2 separate regions of the Homo sapiens genome follow, and region 1 is linked to region 2. Evidence: chromatin loops called from intact Hi-C (ENCODE). Cell type or tissue: Caco-2. All regions are shown on one strand. Links, peaks and the distances in the headings refer to the core of each region. The heading gives the core; the rest is flanking DNA. Region 1 has its middle 37 kb from the start of EMP1. Region 2 holds the start of LOC105369666 (a long non-coding RNA gene).

Evidence for each region. Hi-C counts contacts between places; a loop is a spot of excess contacts. Peaks named below come from ENCODE experiments on the same cell type or tissue, not always from the same donor. Only the 100,000 strongest peaks of a DNase experiment are listed, where the experiment ranks them.
Region 1: it touches region 2 in a loop (10-fold over the local background); 8 of 110 quality-filtered maps call a loop at or near these places.

What each region holds. Positions count from the first base shown.
Region 1 is chr12:13,229,177-13,238,729 of GRCh38, forward strand. No RefSeq gene overlaps it. Among named protein-coding and RNA genes, the nearest start is that of EMP1, 37 kb to the left of the region's middle. In Caco-2, for the core only: a CTCF peak has its summit at 5,070; a DNase peak (open chromatin) is centred at 5,065.
Region 2 is chr12:13,093,375-13,102,927 of GRCh38, forward strand. The region is part of intron 1 of GSG1 (germ cell associated 1); the gene reads right to left. It overlaps LOC105369666 (a long non-coding RNA gene), which reads left to right and starts at 8,056. Exons shown (of 2, transcript XR_931369.3): 1 at 8,056-8,366; 2 at 8,613-9,072. RefSeq lists silencers at 7,672-7,901, 8,182-8,231. In Caco-2, for the core only: a CTCF peak has its summit at 4,848; DNase peaks (open chromatin) are centred at 4,927, 5,417, 8,027 and 8,807; H3K4me3 peaks cover 1,589 bases.

The sequences.
Region 1 (9,553 bases), core at 883-8,882, 140 kb after region 2:
ATTGTGCATTCTGTGTAAATTTCATATGCCAGAAAAATCAAGAGTAAAAAGGTCATGAGAAGGCAGAAGAGTGGGTTGGAGAGGACTCTGAATAAGAGAACCTGGGATAAGACAGTTTATTAAGATATAAGCAATGATTTCTGACTTTTTTCAGCCAGGAGATACATAAGCACAGAGGATGTGATATCAGTCTTGGATCAATAAGGGATCTTGTACAATGAGAAAAGTGATGCATTTTCATCTCCCAGGTGCCTCTCCACCCCTTCTGTCTGGGGGCTGTGAGGTAGGGAATCTGCTGGCTATTCCCTGATGGACCTCTCAGGGTTACTAGACCAAGAGGCAACCTTGAGGAATGCTACTCGTTAACCCAGTTAACAAATAAATTAAAATCCTTGTCCTAGTGGGTGTCTGATTTCCAGTCTTTCATTTCACACGTTGACACTAGATGTCAGGGAAAGACTTAGCGTTCTACTTTGCAGGTCTCAGATCTCTTCAGCAGGAAGGAAGGCTGCCTGAGACAGAAATCAGGTATTGAAGACTGGCAGATTTCCCACTGTGAGCCACTGGGGACACCAGGGCTCTTATGCCAAAATATCACTATCCTGCTCACGCCCTGTTAGACATACTCTTGATGCTGTTAAAGCCCATAGACAGAACAGGTTAGATCAAGGTCATTTCATCAAAAAAGTTTTTTTTTTTTTTTGAGCGGGGGGAGGGGGAATGAAAGTCATTAATTTACCCTTTCGATTTTATTATAAAAGAGATTCAATTTTACTTTTCAAAAAAGGACAGAAGGTATAACATGGTCGTGTTTTATAATCCTTTTCATTAGTAAATTAGGAAGGAGGTAAACCAGTTAAAAATTATATGGGAGTCTCATAAGATTGTTCTGATGCTCTGTAGTACTTCCTTACATTTTGCAAAAATGACATTTTGTTTTAAATGATATTAAGCAAAAATGTGTTTTTACTGCAGAATAACTAAATCCTGACTTGCTTTCATTATGTTGCTATTATGATTCCCAAGGCTCTCAGCCCCTTCACAGGCTTCCTGATGTAACAAAAAACGATGGGCTTTTATAAAAAGTATGGATAACACATTCAAAAATTTTCCTTCTTCCTTCCTTCCTTCTCCTTCCTTCCTTCCTTCTTTCCTACCTTCCTTCTTTCCTCCCTCCCTCCCTCCTTTTTTCCTTCCTTCCTTCCTTCTCTTCCTTTTTTTTTTTTTTTTTTTAGCTTGCAAGAAGGCAATGTGAACAAACTGGAACCGGGAAGGATGGTGGTAAAGGACAAAGCCAGAAAAGGGTACAGGATTTCCCTTGTCATGCATATATTTTTGCTCTAGTCCAAAAGGTCATGGCCGTCGTATTCTCAGCCACCCTTTGGAAATAAGGTGGCTAGTCATCTACCCACCCAAGTTTAAAAATAGCCCTTCCTTGGTAGGAGGAGCCCACAGTGGGAGGAGGGCCCATCCAGATGCTGGGGAGCAGCCCCGCCTATGGAAAGATGTTCCAGGAGCCCCCTTGGTGCATCTGGGAGCCATTATATCATCACCAAAAATAGTATTATTAATACCGTATGTGTGTGTCCTTCATTTATTTGTGAACTGGATGTTGTGCAAGTCACAGGGGACTTGAAAAGAAAAAGACAAGTTTTTTGCTGGCTCACGATGGAGGCAGGAGAGAGACATGCTGGAAAACCATTCTAATGCTTATGATAGATATTTACAATGGTTGGTCATTGTTACCTACTGCAATCCAGACAACTCCATCTTCTTGGAACTTTCAGATAAAGATTGATGTGGGGTATGGTGGCTCACGCCTGTAATCCCAGCACTTTGGGAGGCTGAGGCAGGAGGATCACTTTGGGTCCAGGAGTTCAAGACCAGCGTAGGCAATGTGGTGAGGCCTCATCTTTACAAAAAAATCAAGATTAATGTGGACAAAGAGTTTCAAAGTGTAAGGCAGATTAGAGAATTACTTGAGCGGGAATGAAAATATGGAGAGATGTCAGTACTACTGGTTTATTGATCAAGATTTTGACTGGTTTATTTATAAAAATACCCATATGACACATACTATGTGCCAGGCATCATTTTAAACACTTTGCAACTGTAAGCTCCTTTCATCCTTACAACTCTCTAAGTAGGTACCAGTATTAGTCCCATGTTGGAGATAAGTAAATTGAAGCACAAAACGGTTAAGTAACTTGCCCAAGTATTCACAGATAGAGCTAGAATCCTGGGGGTCATTTCACTTATCTTTTCTTCTGCTCAACCTGAATGCTCACCTAACAACATGCTTTTTCTTTTCACCTAGGAAGAGAGCGTTATGTAGTTTAACAGTTTGTGATTTTGGAGTCAGTCAGATCTATGTTTGACAGTTAGCTCTGCCACGTAATAACTGACTTTGGGGCAACTTTTACTGAAGTTCTCTGAGCCTAGTCTTTCTTATAAGGAAAGGTGGTAACTAATTCCTATAGTTGTTGGAAGAATAAAAGGAGATATTGTAGTAAGATTACGTACTCTTGATAAATGTTCTTACTTCCTGTGGAAGCCAGGCTCTACGATCACCCACACGGATTCTCATTTCCTGGTGATCAGGCCCTTGTGTAGTTCTTCCCACTTGGATAAGGCTGACCTATGTAACCAGTAGAATATTGTAGAGGGACTTCTGAGGTTAGAGCATAAAACACACAGCAGCCTTGCACCCTCATTGATCTGGGGAAAGCCAGCTGCCATGCCATGGTGATATGATTTGTCTGTGTCCTCGCCCAAATCTCAACTTGAATTTTAGCTCCCAGGATTCCCACTTGTTGTGGGAGGGACCCAGGGGGAGGTAACTGAATCATGGGGGCTGGTCTTTCCCGTGTTATTCTTGTGATAGTGAATAAGTCTTACGAAATCTGATGGTGTTATCAGGGGTTTCTGCTTGTGCTTCTTTCTCATTTTTCTCTTGCCACCTCCATGTAAGAAGTGCCTTTCACCTCCTGCCATGATTCTGAGGCCTCCCCAGCCATGTGGCACTATAAGTTGAATTAAACCTCTTTTTCTTCCCAGTCTCAGGTATGTATTTATCAGCAGCGTGAAAACAGGCTAATACACATGGGGACTCCTAGGCAGCCCAGTGGAGAACTCTGGTAACAGAGGCCTCCTGCTTCATTCATCTTGCCAGCCAGGTGAGTGGACCATTTTAGAAGCAGATCCTCTAGCCCCAGTCAAGCCTTCAGATGACGGCAGCCCTGGCCAAGATCTTGACTGGAGCCTCATAAGAGATACTAAACATGAACTGCTCAGCCAAGCCGCTTGTGGATTCCTGACCCATAGAAACTGTATGAGATAAGAAATACTTACTGTTGCTTTACACCGCTAAGTCTGGAGAAGTTTGTAACACAGCAATAGATAACTAATATACTTTCCCTCATCTATTCTTTCACCAGTAGGTCAAGCTGGACTCTTATCTTGTCTCCACCTCTCACAGCACATTCTGCTCCAGACATAAGTGCAGTGGGTGAAGTTTGTCCTGGGGACATACCCCCTTGCAATCCATTTCACTTGACCTTTCTGCTGCCAGCTGAAAATATCTTGGCCTCCTCGTATGCTCAACCAATCTTCACTGGCATTCAGCAGCCCACTAGGTGTTCATGGGCATGAGCTCTCGTGTGTCTTTCTGGGGACATTTACACTGGAATAGTGGGCACAGAGGATGAAGAACCTTTATAAGATAGCCTAGGGTTTCCCTTTAAACTCTTGTTTTGGGCCTCAAACATGTTAGGTATGGGTCTGGACCTAAGTTGGAATAACTCCCTGTAAAAAAATCTAAATTCCTTGTAATCACTTTCATGGCCAATTGGGCTCTGGCCGCCCCACCCCTCCAATTCGTCTTTTACCAGTCATTCCTCACTCACTGTGCCCAGCCCACCCTGGCCTTCCCTTCTCCCCTCCCCTCCCCTCCCCTCCCCTCCCCCTCCCCTCCCCTCCTCTCCTCTCCCCTCCCCTCCCCTCGCCTTCTTTCCCTTTCTTTCTGACAGGGTCTCACTCTGTCTCCCAGGCTGGAGTGCAGTGGCGCAATCATGGTTCACTGCAGCCTCAATCTCCTGGGCTCAACTGATCCTTCCACCTCAGCCTCCTGAGTAGCAGGGACTATGGGCACACGTCATTATGCCCAGTTGATTTCTGTATTTTTAGTAGAGATGGGGTTTTGCCATGTTGCCCAGGCTGGTCTTGAACTCCTAAGCTCAAGCGATCTGTGCACCTCGGCCTCCCAAAGTGCTGGGATTACTGGCATGAGCCACAGTGCCCAGCCCACTCAGCCCTTACTGTCCCAGGAGAATGTCAAGGTTATTCTCTCCACTGGGTTTTTGTACCTGCTGTTCTCCCTGCCTGCAGTCCTCTTTCTGCAGGTCTTCACTTGATTGGTTTATTCTCATCATTCAGATGCCAACTCAGTGGCACCTGCTTAGAGAGGCTTTCGTTTATGAAATAAATGAAGGCCTCCCAGGCCCACTATTCCTGCTATACTTTACAATACTACCATGCTGTTACCTTCATAGCAGTTACCATTAGTGAATTGTCCTATTCATTGGTTTGCTCACTTGGTCTTTGTTTATCTCCCACTCCCTTGTGTCACATATGCTTCATGAGGCAGGGTTGTCTTGGTCACACACCGCATGTCAAGTGCTTGGCATATATATAGTATCTGAGAAATTTATTCACTGAGATGCAATATGTGTGTAACTCAGACTTGGTTTTGTTGGCTATAAGATGAGATTATGCCTAGTCCTTGTTTACAATTCACATATAGATTAGAAACAATAGAAATGCTCATAGCACATGTGCATGGTATGCTGTGTAGTAGTAACAACATTAATGCAATTTTCCATCGTCTCTGGCCCGTTTCCTGAAACTGTAAAAATTCCATGCATTGGGCCAAGTCTCTCCCACCTGGACAGCCCTACTGCCCCTCACCCTTCCCATCCATGTTCTGCTCTAATTCTCTGCATCTGCACCCCTACAGGACCTTTTCCTTTTCTGGTTTCTACTACAGTTGTTAATGTAACTGCATCTCCTGGTGGCCACTTCTGATATGACACATTGTGGAGTTGGGAGGACATTATTGGAAACCTGTTTGTGGGTCATTCTCAAGTCGTTTCAGGAGGAGAAACACCAGCCTCAAGTTCAGATAAAAAGTCTAGGCCACAGAAATTACGGTCTCCATATCCAGCCTTTCCTGAAATCTGCATCCCCGTCTGTGACCTTACTGCCTGGCCTCGTTCAAACCCCAGCGTCTTATCTGGCTTATTGCCTCCTCCCATCTAAAAATATCAGCTTGTAATTGATCTCCCCTCCACACATTCTCCTTCTCCACATATACATTTTCCTGATGTTCATATTTTCTCAGGCCACCACTCTGCTTAAAAACAAGCAATGGCTCCCTACTGTATGAAGAATAAAGTCCCAGCTCCTCAGCCTGGCATCCGGGACACTTCAAAGCCTGGGTTCTACCTGGCTTTCTAGTTTCACTCTCTTCTACACTCCCGCCTCCTCAATCATTGCATGCTCATGCCTAAGGCATCTGGACCATTCCTCAAAACTACGCCTCTACATCATCAAAGCCCTGTCGGCCTTCATGCTGTTCTCTCTACCTGAAGTGCTCTGCTCCCACTTTTACCTGACAGTTGAATCCTGTCCCACTCAGAGCCAGCTCCAAGGCTCCATCTTCCATGAACTGCCTCCTGCCCCGCCCTCCCCTGCACCATTATGTCTTGGTGGAAATATAGCAATTATGCCTACTAGCCTCTCGAACAATGCTAATGGGCATAATTGTTCATATTTCCACCAAGACATGATGGAGTTTTATTTACTTTAACCCTGTCATGTGCACAGTAGGTCATTAACATCTGTTAAATGGGTCAATGAGTATTGGAAGCTAGAGTCCATGTTTCCCAGAGCCTAGTCAGGCTAGTCTGAGAAGTGAGAGGCCACATGTGGTGATATTGGGACAGAATCTTTGAAATTGGCATGGCCTTGGGCAACCTGGGGTGCAGAGTTACTTTAAACTGGAAGCAGAGCTTCCACTGAAATTCTATGAGCTTTAGTTTCCTTAGGGGATTACTGGGCACAATTATTTCTGAATCTCCTTTTTTATCTTGAGAGAATGAAGGCGAAGATCTTAGAATAATGGTTTATGTACTTTGACATGCCAAGATAAAAGGCAAAGTGTAAAAGTTAATACTGGAATATTAACTAACATGTGTTTGGGAAATTGTATTCCTGCAACACTATTTCTTTTTTGAAATTTAGTTGCATTTCATATTTCTTTGGTTTGTATCCCAAGATAACTGTGGGTTACTAGTAGCTGAGATGAATGGAGCTTATGCAACTATACAATCTTTCAATGGATTTTGAGACAAAGCATTTAGTATTCTGTAGTGAACACAATAGTCCTAGAGATTCAGAAACCAGATACATAAATTCATCTTTTTTTCTGAGTCACTTTGTTGTGTCTCTTAGTGATCTTTTGACTCAGTTTTTTCACCTGAAATTTGGAAATATTATTTGATTTCCGATATTTCCAATAAGTTAAATGTTCAGTGAACACTAATTGAGTCATACCCATAGAGCTGAAGGTTTTCCAGAAAAATGCCTCAGAAGAAGTTAAATTTGAAGTTGCATATTTGTGGCCTGTTTTTCTGTTTCATACACCTACACCCCAAGACCAGCATTATAGGGTGCACATCTTCTGTTACTCTTCTTGGCTATTGGGGAGATTACTTGCCTGGCTCAGAGAGGAAACCTTTCTATGTTCTTTGATAGATTTTATACATTAGAGCCCCTTCTTGCTCAGAAGATAGCAGCAGGTGGCTAAGCTTGGAATATCTACTGTCAATTCCATGTAGAGAGCTACATCAGACCAGGTCCCAACAACCCAACCTTCATCAGAGACCCAACCTCCATCAGAGACCCAACCTCCGTCAGAGATCCTACCACCATAGAGACTGGTAGGAGTTTCATGGTAGGCGTTAAGCATGAGCCTGTCTCTGGGTCTGTGTCTCTATTTCTGGGTGAAGGAATATATATATATATATTCTCTTGGGCACATCCTACTTAAAAAAAGGAGATTAACCATATTACATCCCTGACTTGCACCATGTGGCTTAATAAGCAAGACATGTCATAAAGTTAACAGTTAGTTCTATGGCTTATAGCAGTGTAAACTAAATACCTGAGTGTAGTTTCTAGAGTAATTAGAGTCTGGTGGGATTGGGACAGGTTTCCACATTCCCTAGGGTTTCTGAATAATCCTAGGCCAAGCTTGGATCTTAAGTACTTTCTTTACTTTTTTTTTTTTTTGAGACAGCAGCTCACTCTGTCACCCAGGCTGGAATTCAGTGACACCATCACGGCTCACTGCAGCCTTGACCTTCTTGGCTCTATCGATCCTCCCACCTCAGCCTCCCGGGTAGCTGGGACTACCGGTGTACACCATCATGCCCAGCTAATTTGTTGTATTTTTTGTAGAGATGGGTTTTGCCATGTTGCTCAGGCTTGTCTTGAACTCCTGGGCTCAAGCAATCCACCTGCCTAGGCCTCCCAGAGTGCTGGGATTACATGTGTGAGCCACTGTGCCTGGCCTGATCTTAGGTATTTTGAAGACCAATTAACTGGGGTTTCTTCTTGACTGTCCAGGGATACTTTTTGTTTACTACTGATCTGTCAGAGACCTTGAAAATCATCCCTGGCCAAGGCTCAGAGGTTTCTTAAGGGGCCAGCTAGAGCTTGGCATTATCAAGGCTTGCCATGAAGAGAAAATGCCCCCAAGACCCACCCAGGGTCAGATCTTTCATGCTCATGTGAACTTGTAGAATAATTATTCCAAAGTCCCAGCCACTACCCAGAAAGCAGTATATAGTTAATACGTTCCTGGCAAATATAAGTCCCTCTGCATGGCTCTGCAATTTAGACTACCACTCATGAGAATAACACCAAGGCCTAGACCAACAGCATTGTGTATGTACCCTGGAAAATACTTCAGATCTCATTGATTCATCTCCCAACCAGATCAAGTATGTGAGATAAACAGCCAGTTCCATGGGATATGGTTGCTTTGTTTTATTTGAGATTGTGTTTCAAACACACCACCTACCAGTACTACTACCAGTGCTGGAATATTTGGGGTACCCATTCCTAGGCTATATGTGAGCCAAGTTCAACAGATTGTATGATTCCCCACCAAGTTCAGAGGAAGGGTTGCCCACCAGGTACTCGCCGGTCTGAGCTAAGCAACTGCAGAATGAGGGAAACACACTTAACAGATGAGGCTGTGAATGCCGGTGCTGATGTCCTCTGTTCTAAGAGCAAATGATGTCTTCCATAATATGGATGCAGTCATGGCCAAATGTATATTCAGCAGTATGTTCCTCCCATCGCTGCTCTGGGGAGATAACGGATAATGCTATTCCTCCAGTAGTGTGAAGTGAGAGGGGGTCAAGAAAACATTTTCAGTTTAGAGCAACGGGGCGTGAGATGCATCCAATCTTATGCAATCCTAAGTCCCTGGGCACGAATGGAATTTGTAACCAGCAAAGAAATTCTTTATAATAATTTAATTTGTATGTGAGATTGAGCTTGTGAGAGTGAGTGACAGAGAGGTAGAGGGGAAAAGACAGAGGGAATGAGAGGGGAGAAAGACAATGAAAAAGATGAATGAGAATGAATAATGGGAGGCAAAGATAAAGGAAAAGCAATATAAAGCAGAGAGGGGAGAGAAAAGAAGTAATAACTTCTGATAATTGCGGAAATATATCACAAACATAATTGTATAAAAGGAGGGATTTAGATAGTGAACAGGAAAGTTGAGAGCATGGCTGAAGGTAGAAGAAAGAAGGAAGAAATGAATAACAGGAAAACAAAGAGAGAAAAAAAAGGAAAACATTTCAAGGAATAGGTAGGAAACAAGATGTGCCTTGGGAATTTCAATGAATTATTTTGTCTCCCAAGTTTTAAACTTACAATGTGTTCTGCCATGACGGTCTAATTCTCAATTAAGATATGCTAATAAGGCTGACCGCATACCATATACTCGCCATGCCTGATAAGCAGTTTAGCTTCTTTTTGGGTTTGGTGGGAGAGCAGTTATGTTTCCACACTGAAGTTTCTCATTGGCTTTCCTCCTACAAAGGCGCAAAATGACCACATGTTGTTCTTACTAATATTTGTTTTAGTCTGACACACTTCGATCTCTGCCGAGTTGACTACTAACTGCTTCGTACACACTTCGTATTCCTCCACCTGCTTTCAGTTACCTTCATTAAAAATATTCACATAAATCTTTATTAATAGAGAAAAATGGATTCACTCTGGTTTATTTATCTGTGGGTAAGTTTAATTATTTTCCAGTATGCAAAGCATCTTAGGAGGCTGCAAACATGGCTCAGAAGTAACATTGCCAGAAAAGGGGAAGCTTGTGCCATAGAGTCAACTTGCTGACCTGCAAGTAACAGACAGTGAATGTTAGCTGAATGATGGTAATTGAGTGAAAATTTGGACTGCCCTT
Region 2 (9,553 bases), core at 1,054-9,053:
ACAGATTCCTCTGAAAGGAGTCATAGCAATGAATATTAAACTGGAAATCTCCGGGGGAAGCAGATGGATGCTTTGGGGCCTGGAGGATAAAAGAGGGCAGTGAACCTACTGGGATGTGGGGCTATTGAAACCTTTGGAAAGGAGATGGGGCTTATGGTTCTGGGAGAGGTAGCAGTCGGGCCCAGCTTCCATCCACTGCCACAGAGACAATAGAGTTTCAAATGCGAGGTGGCTGTGTGGTGCCTGTGTAGGCTGGACACCAGGTTTGGTGTCCACAGAGCCATGGGTAGGGTGTCGGCAGCCAAGCCCTTGGTCAGTGGAGAGGAACCTGGAGGGCCGTGTCTTCCAGCCTGGTGCAGAAGTGCCTGCCTCACAGTGGGGACATAGGGGAGGCTGCCGAAAGAACTGAGGCCCCAGATGGCTCTGGCAGGAGCCCCTACTCTCCATGTCATTTTCAGCCTAAGAGAAGAGGAGGCAAGCTAAAATATGACTGGTATTAGACGGCCAACTTTGCTGAGTGGTGGCTTGGAGCCAGATTTAATTGGACTTAGAGAAGTAATTTGGCAAGTCTCTCACTTTGTGTTAGAGCAGTTTATACAGTTATATTAATGCACATGGAACAGAAAAGAAGCCCATGGTTAGTTGCTGACAGACGCTTCTTAAAGTAAACCTTCTTGAGCTTTCCAGGGGATCCTTCATATCAGAATTAATCACACTTAAATCTGCTTATCTTAAGAGCCATAAATAAAACCATAGCTAAATGGACAGGTCCATAAATTTCCCTCCCTTATCACACCCAGCTTACTGTTTCTACATTTAAGAGAGAACTTTACCTGAGAAATGAAACAATTTGTTCTTCAGAATTTCCAGGGACTAAGACAGTGCATATCACAAAATGCTTATTATTTATGGCAATAAGAAATACACAAAGATCATATGTATGTAAAACCAATATGTAAAACATGATAAAGACAACTTCTGAAAAGCAATCTGCTAATATGATTTTACTTTTAAAGGCACTCAACAAATTAACTCTGCCAAGAATTGTCAGTTCTTGCAAGACTCTGGGTGACCTTGACTAAGGACAAAAAATCCGCAGCATCTGGGAGGAGGAAAGATTTTCTGTTGGTAGACACTGAAGTCGCGTGTTGCCCAGTTCCCCTTTCCTAAAATGTTTTCATCTTGGTTTTAGTTATGAAAATCCTATGGGTTTTAGTCATCATTCTCTTACTGTGAGTCATCCTTTCTAATAATTCTTACATTGCTTGAATAAGAAATGGACTTCCAGGTAAAACATCTTCACTAACTATTTGGTGTAAAGACTGACCTAAAGACTTAGGCAATTCTAACTTTTGTGACCTCAGCATTCATTTTTCAACAATCATTTTCATTCTGGTTTGGAAATTTGTCTATTATCACATCAGATTTTAACCCCACACTCAATCCATTTCAAGTTATACTTGCAAGATTTTTACTCCACATTCAATCCACTTCAAGTTATATATATTTGCAAGTTATTCTCGGGGTTATTCAGAAATAAGAAAGAATAACGAACCCCATACTAAGATACACCCACTTTGTGGCACCAAGGTGACAACCAATTTAAGGAAGAGGCAATTTGAGAAACAAAGAATAAAAAAGAGCTTGGACTGAAGCTCAAAGAGGTTCCTTCCAGAAGGAGTGTCCACCAGGGAGAGACACAAGGAACCTCATTCAAAAATCATCTTCTTGATATCGAATGATCATCTCATTCAAGAATTTTCAAGAATTATCTCCAACACCTATAGTACCATGCCCTTTGTCACATACTTTACTCCTTTCCCCAAACATGCCTTTTCCTGCTAGGGTCGGGATACCTCTTGAATTGGAAGAACAAATCTAATTTTGCAATGGTTTCCATAAAGTGATCCTGAAGAAGTAATGGCCATAAGAACAACTCTATCTTTGTGTATGCAACAGATCCCATGCCAAGGTGACTCTTTACTCGCTAGAAAAGGGACAGAGTGGTTTCTCTAACACTTGGGCCCTTAGATCATTAGGAAGTGCGTAGGCGCCAATGTATAATCAGTAACCCTTACATCAGCATATATTAACAGAGTAACCCAGAATTAGCATAGGCTAGGAAGGACAACAGATCGATGAGGCAGGTGCACTTCTTAAAAGAGCCAGGTACAAAATAGCTGTAGACTGCATCCTTTGAGCAATAGGAGGGGAAGCCGGTTACCTTGGCCATGGTCAGCGTCTTGCAGCTTGTCTGGAAGAACCGAAGGATGCCATCTGCACTCCAAGTCCCTTTGGTTTAATGTTGCAAGAATGCAAACTGTCTTCCTACCCTCCTCCCTCTCCTCCTACCCCTCCCCTTCTATCTCATATTCTTTGGAGTGCCTCATGATTAAATGCTGCCTTACAGGGAACACGGGCATTTAATAATTGACAAGGCAATCAGGGCCCAGCTGTTCTGGGAGATTACACCAGAGAGCTTGCCAATGGGGATCTGGGATTAAGCACAAAGAAGCAAGGACCTGCAATTTGCAGAGGAAATTTTCTTTAAAAAGTAAATGATGGTTTAGTTTCCACTGCCTGCCATTCCCTAGGTAACTGGTGTGAATGGATTGGGCTTGGATTTATGACAGACGAAGATATGGCAGGTCACCATCACTGCAGAAGTTTACCTTCCCTCGAGTAGGGTTTCCTATCCCTTTGAAGAAACTCTATTCTCTGCAATGTCGGGGCCTCATGGAGCCATGAACAGGAAATAGCTTCCTTGTTCCATGGGTGGTCTCCACCTTCCAGTTAGAACATTAGAATAAGTACTATTGCCGGGCGTGGTGGATCACGCCTGTAATCCCAGCACTTTGGGAGGCCTAGGTGGGCGGATCACAAGGTCAGGAGATTGAGACCATCCTGGCTAACATGCTGAAATCCCGTCTCTACTAAAAACACAAAAAAATTAGCCGGGCCTGGTGGCGGGTGCCTGTAGTCCCAGCTACTCGGGAGGCTGAGGCAGGAGAATGGTGTGAACCTGGAAGGCAGAGCTTGCAGTGAGCCGAGACTGCGCCACTGCACTCCAGCCTGGGTGACAGAGTGAGACTCTGTCTCAAAAAAAAAAAAAAAAAAAAGAATAAGTACTATTAAGTATCTCCCTCTACACATGGAATGCTGAGTGAGAATGTTGGCTGGGGATGTGGCAAAGATGCAGATAGAATAGGATTGGAGATAAATGAATTCCAGGATCTGGAATGCCATGGCTATTTACCATTCCTCTCCCAACCTTCAGGCAAAGGAATGACAATATTTTATATTTCAAAAAAGAGTTTCTAAAATGCTGAAAAAGTAATCTAAGAAACCAGTAAGGGGTCGTTTGCATATGTTCTTGCCACCAGTCAGCCAGAAGTACAAGTTGTTCTTTCTCTCCTCAAAATTGTACAAATAGCTGGGCGCGATGGTTCATGCCTGCAATCCCAGCACTTTGGGAGGCTGAGGCAGGTGGATCACTTGAGGTCAGGAGTTCGAGACCAGCTTGGTCAACATAGTGACACCCTGTCTCTACTTAAAAATACAAAAAAATTAGCCAGGCATTGTGGCAGGCACCTGTAATCCCAACTACTTGGGAGGCTGAGCAGGAGAATCTCTTGAACCTGGGAGATGGAGGTTGCAGTGAGCCGAGATTGTGCCACTGCACTCCAACCTGGGCCACAGAACGAGACTCCATCTTTAAAAAAAAAAAGTGCAAATTAATTGGGACACCAATGTTGAAAGAGATTCTGCCGCTGTTTGTGAGTCCCTAAACCCTGCATGGACTTTCATCCTCCAAGCCTTTGCTGATGCTCTTCCTTCTGCCTGGACTGCCTTCAATCTCTTTTTACCTGGTGAATTGCCTGCCTTTCAACGAAATTAGTCTAAAAAGTCATCCACTCTTTGAAAATGTTTCTTTTCTCCCTAGGACAGACAGCTCCCTCCTCATGATCCTTGTCACACTATATCTTGCAACACTTATTTTTTTTTTTTAATTTTAATAGAGACAGGGTCTCACTATGTTGTCCAGGCTGGTCTCGAACTCCTGGGCTCAAGCAATCCTCCCACCTTGGCCTCCCAAAGTGCTGGGATTACAGGCGTGAGCCACTGCACCCGGCCTTCTCACAACACTTTCTGTATTCCATTATAACTACTGCATTTGTCTGAAATGTAACTTCCTCAAAGGTCTCACTTTCATTTTAGAGCAGTCGTTCTCAGTTCTGATGAACTGAGTTCAGAACAATCTTTGGAAGTTTGGAAAATATGCCGATTCCTGGACCCACCCTGAGATTTCATAGTAGTTCTGGGTGAGGCCCAGGAATTGGTAATTTTAGAAAGTTCTTAATATATACCCAGGGAATTCATGTAAAATGGCACCTGTTCAACTCATTTTGGGCTTACATTTAATAAAACCCTCTGTATCCGCCCCCGGCCGTTCCTCCCCCTCTTCCAGACTAGCCATGAGGTCATGTTTTTCCCATTCTATATTTGTGCAGTTCGTTTAGGGAATCAAAGGCAGGTTCTTCTGAACTTAATTGTTTGAATTAGTCCACGTTCTAGCCAAATGAGTTGCTTCGGATCCTGCTTTTGTCACCTGTAATGTCTGCTCTCCTCAGACTGATGTTAACAAGCAAATTTGATAAACATGTGCCATGTGCAGGTACATTTTCTGCATCGCCCAAACAACCCTTTATTTGTTGTGACAGAACTCACTCTCCTTTGGAAGGAGAAGCAGGAATTTTGTGTTCTTTGTTTTTTTTTTTTTTACGGTTGCATTGGCGGTTGGTTTCCTGGCTAGTAGTTTCATCACAACGCTGGGTGGCGCTATCTCCTCGTCGTTTCCGCTTCCGTCACGTGCTTCCCCCACCAGTCGGCAAAATGTGGGTGGAAGTGGCTGCTCCTCCCCATAGGATCCTTTTATTTATTTATTTTTAATTTGGCATCCTCCCTGCCTGCTAATCTACAGAATGCCGTGTGTCAGCTCTATGGAATTCAGGGCTCAGGCTGAACTTTGGGGCATCCAGCCACTCCCTATAGGAGTCTTGTAGGATTGTTTCATGTAGCCCATTTTTTTTTTTTTTTTTTTTTTTTTTTTTTTTTTTTGGGCGGCCAGTTCCAGCTTCAGTGACTCAGTAGATCCTCAAATACTTCCCATGGGAAATACAACTCCACGGTATCAGAAAATACAGTTAGCCAATGTTTCCTGATGAGTTTTGTGCACATTTTTCTTGATTGTATCTTCAGTCCCTTTCCACCCCAGAACAGTGAACAATTATTTTCCCCTCTCTGTGCTTACACCCTTCAAATACTTGCAGACACTTCTCATAGCCCGCTTGAGTCACTGTTTGGCATGGCCTGATGTCTTTGGTTTTTATTGCCTCTGCTCATAAACTGCACCCCCTGTGCCTTAATAGCCTGAAGTTCGCCTTCTCCAGGGAAATGGGGATGGGAGTGGCAGACTCTTAAGTGTGTTATATGAGGAGGCTCAGGGGTGGATTTAGAGTGAAGCTAATGAAACTTCAGCTTCCATGTCCCCTACTCACTCCACCTCTTCTAAAACCTTGTTACCTAATTTACACTTGTAATTGTGTACTCTTTTTCTTAAAGAGGGCCTCCGAAATTATATTATTTTAGGCCTCCACAAAGCCTGGGTCCACCCCTTAGGAGGCTGTGCATTTTGTGTGTGTACTTGGCTGCCTGGCTGCTGAATGTGACCAGTCTTGATTCCCCCTCCCCAAGGACCCTGGGCCACAACGTCTAATTTCCTCTTTTTGACAAAACATGAGTTTCTCTGCCTGGCCACAAACATCAGAGCCCAGCATCCCACTCACTTCCTTTCATTGTAATTTGGGCATGTTAATATTTTTTTCTTCCTTTTCCTCTCTTAGAACAGAAGAAGTAATTGCTAGTCAATGTGACATAAATATAATTAGGTTCGGCTCAGAAGCTCATGACTCAGCACAGACACGAAGATTCCACACCTAAAAACAGTATTTAGCTCTGGCATGTTGGACTGTGACTATTCCAAGATGACCTCCGCAGGAATATATATGCACTTCACCATTTATGACACCACAAGGCCAACAGTGGGGACTAACCCATATTTGCTGAGGTCCTCAGTCACTGTTTCCTGTACTGGACAGAACCACATTTACTAGGCTGTGCATCAAGAGAAAACAGTGGTGTTGGGGCACCTACACATACTTCGTAAATGGGAATGCAATTTATTGTTTTGTGAGTTCACTGCAGGTTAGAAGTGATTAAATGACAAGCGTGAATGCTGAGCCGGAGAGCAGGTTATATACCACACCACTTCTCTAATGCCAAGGCCTGGGGCTAAGGGATCCGGTGTTTTTTTTTGTTTTTTTTTTTTTTTTTTGTTTTTTCTTCATGTCATCCATACTGGCATCTTCCTGGAAAGGTTTGTTTGCCCTCCCTGGCAGGAGTATCTCTGTCCTCCCAGGAGCTAGATTTCTGACCCACGCGCCATTAGCTCCTTTCTGTTACTCAGTAGACAAAGGCTGGAGTGGGTTGTAAATGTTTCGGCTATCGCCGGTCTGATGACCATGCATGCCCCTGGCCCTGTTCTTTGCTTCTGCATGTCCTAGCATGTGCCTCTCTCGTGTAACTCATCACATGGCTTACTTGTCTGTCATGCTCATTTGACTTTAAGTTGCTTGATATAGTAGCAGCTATGTTTTATTCATTGTTGATCCTCAGAGCCTAGCAGTGTTTTAACATCTATGAATGAATGAATGAATGAATGAATGAATGAATGAGATTTGTAATGCAAAAAGGTTTATGGATACAATTAGAAATCCTGAATGAAGATGTGAATAAAGAAGTGTGTCCAAACAGCCTTCTGTTGCTAAAGGAAACAGGACGCTTCTGGATTCACGTATGTAAGAGCAGCGAGAAGCTACAAAGGAAGCCCTGGGTCCACAGGCACACCCTAAGCCTTTCCAGGCAGATGCACCCAGAGTTTCATCAAACAGATTCTCTGCCAATCCATTTCCTCTCACCTGTGGAAACATTCCTGCTTTTAAATGAGCAAAGCGCAGAAAACAGTGATGATCTCATGAAATAGTATATTATCTTTAGTGCACAGAGATCAGGAGACAGATTGCTCAAAAACCAGTGACAGATTGGAAATGTTATGTCCTTTTCCAAGCTGGGTGGACCCCTACTGATTAGAGCCATTTTGGATAATGTATCTCCAAACTTCTGAGCTTTTGCTGCTCTAACTGCAATGTTTACATCAGTGCCTGACCTTATACTCTTTCACTGATGAGGACAAAGATGGTCTTCACACGGGACATTTTCACATTTGTTTCCCAGCCCGGAAGGGAAGAGTAATGCCACCAAAATGCCCGTGCTTAGTGTTCAAAATGACTACATCACTGTAGGGCACTTAGCTCCGGGATTTATTCTCAGCTGTAACCACGTTTAAGGGGCCACATCACCTCAAATGGTCGCACAATCAAATGACTCTAGTCTTCCTAACGTAGGTCCCGAGTTTTGGGAACACTTCAATTCAGTGGGAAGGACCCTGGAAAAGCGTATCGGGGCCTCGTTCTCGTCTTTCCCTTTCCGCCTTTTAATGGAATTGTTTGAGGACTTTTGCTAATGCAGTCATTTCCAGGAGAGGAAGCCGCCTTTCTTCCAGGCCCCAAGCAGCTGGAGTGAATCAGAGGGGCAGCCACATCTGCACATCCTGTGGGGCAATCGCTCACGCGCGGGTGACGGCGCCAGCAGGCCGGCTGGGGCCGGGGGCGCTTGGGGACCGCGGGGCGGGGCGGGGGCGTAACGGGTGGGGCCTCTCGGGGGTGCCTGGGCCGCGCCATCTCCACTTCCGAGCGCGCCCTCCCACCCTGATGAGTAACGCGCCGTCTCTCCCGTTTACTACGGCGCCCGGTCGCCTAGCAGCGGGGCGCGTTGCCGCGGCGACAGGCCGGCCGTGTTTGGCATTGTTTGCGAGGCCCCGCCCCGCGGCCGCCAACCACCCATGGCTTCCTGACCGGGTCGGGCGGGGGTACCCGGGCTGTTTCTTCCTCTGGGTCTTCCTCCGTCGGTTGAGAACGGTGTCCCGGGGGCCCTCCCAGAGAGCAGGGACTGCCAGGGCAGGCCAGGGACCCGGCGAGCCGCGGAGGGCGGGGCCACATGTGTCCCGGAGCTGGGCCGGGGCGCTAGGCCACCTGAGGCGCGTCCCCTCTGCCGCCTGGCGAGGCTGCGCGGGAGGGCGGAGAGACTGGGTAGTCGGAGGGATTCCTTACACCCAGGCCGGTGGGCCAGGGCTCGGGATGTGTCGAGCTGCTGGAGTCCAAAGTCAGGCATTTCCCTGCCTCTGCCCGGTAAAGCTATGGGTCCCAGGCTCCCGTTCTAAGGGAAGGGGATGTCTGCGTCTCATTGGGAAGACCCCAGGGCGGGACTTCACCACCCAGACCCCTCAGCAGATCCGAGTTCTATTTACGACCCAATGCACGACTGCACTGAGGATTTTGGCCAAGTTACTTAACCTCCCAGAGGGTTAAATTTACCCTCAGGGGTAAATGAGGGCAAAGAGTTGTCCTTCTTAGTTCTGTGAAAATCGAAAACAGGTAGAAGAAGAGTGCCTCTAAGCAGAAACGAAGGGGAAGTGCACCTGTGCTACCAGCAGACACCTTGCTAGACCCTTCAGACATCTTCCTTAATCCTCACAACCAGCCTGAAAGGGACGTGGCATCCCCATTCTACAAGTGAGGGTTCCGATTCGGAGGGTTTGACTTGCTCAAGGCCACAAAGCTAGTAAATGGTAAAGTCAACACTGGCAATCTTTGAGGACTGTTCGCCTGACTCATCACCAGGCTGCCACTCAGTAAAAGCCAAGGCACAGTCACCTTTAACAAAATGTACAGATTGCAGGCCAGATTTATGGGACCTCCTGCAGATTGAGGCAATGGATTAAGTGTACTTTATACTTCTCAGGTACATATTAGCAACCAGACGCTCCCATATTCCCTCTGTGTCTCTCCTGGAAAACCACTGATAAAGAACAATAATAAAATTTATTCTAAGCCATGACTGGCTTTTTCTGTCATGTTCACATCCACTTCTTTGTCATCTATTCACTTGGGGCTGCTTCTGAATTAGGGAAGCTGCCTGAACCCACACTCCGATGGCTCTTCAGAACCACCAGCTCAGCTCTGCAGTCCCAGAAGTGCCTCTTAAGTTATCCTGTTCTTTCCTTTGAGATCCTAACTTCCAGCTGGTCAACAACATACCACATTGCTCCCTGTGTTGGAGTGTATGTACGTGTGTGTGTGTTTGTGTATGTGCTAGTTTGCTGGCTAATTGCAAGCTTCATTTTTCTCTCCTGAGAAAGGCAAGATATCTGAGAATGAACACCATTTGTTTTTTTAAGTAATCCTTAGAGCTGAAAGTTGGGAGGCTGGTCGTTTCTGAATGTAGGTCAAATGCTAAACAAGCCGCAACTTCTCTGCAGAGTGTGAGAGTCTTCCTGGTCTGGAAGGATCCCTGAAGATTCTGCTGGATTCTCTGA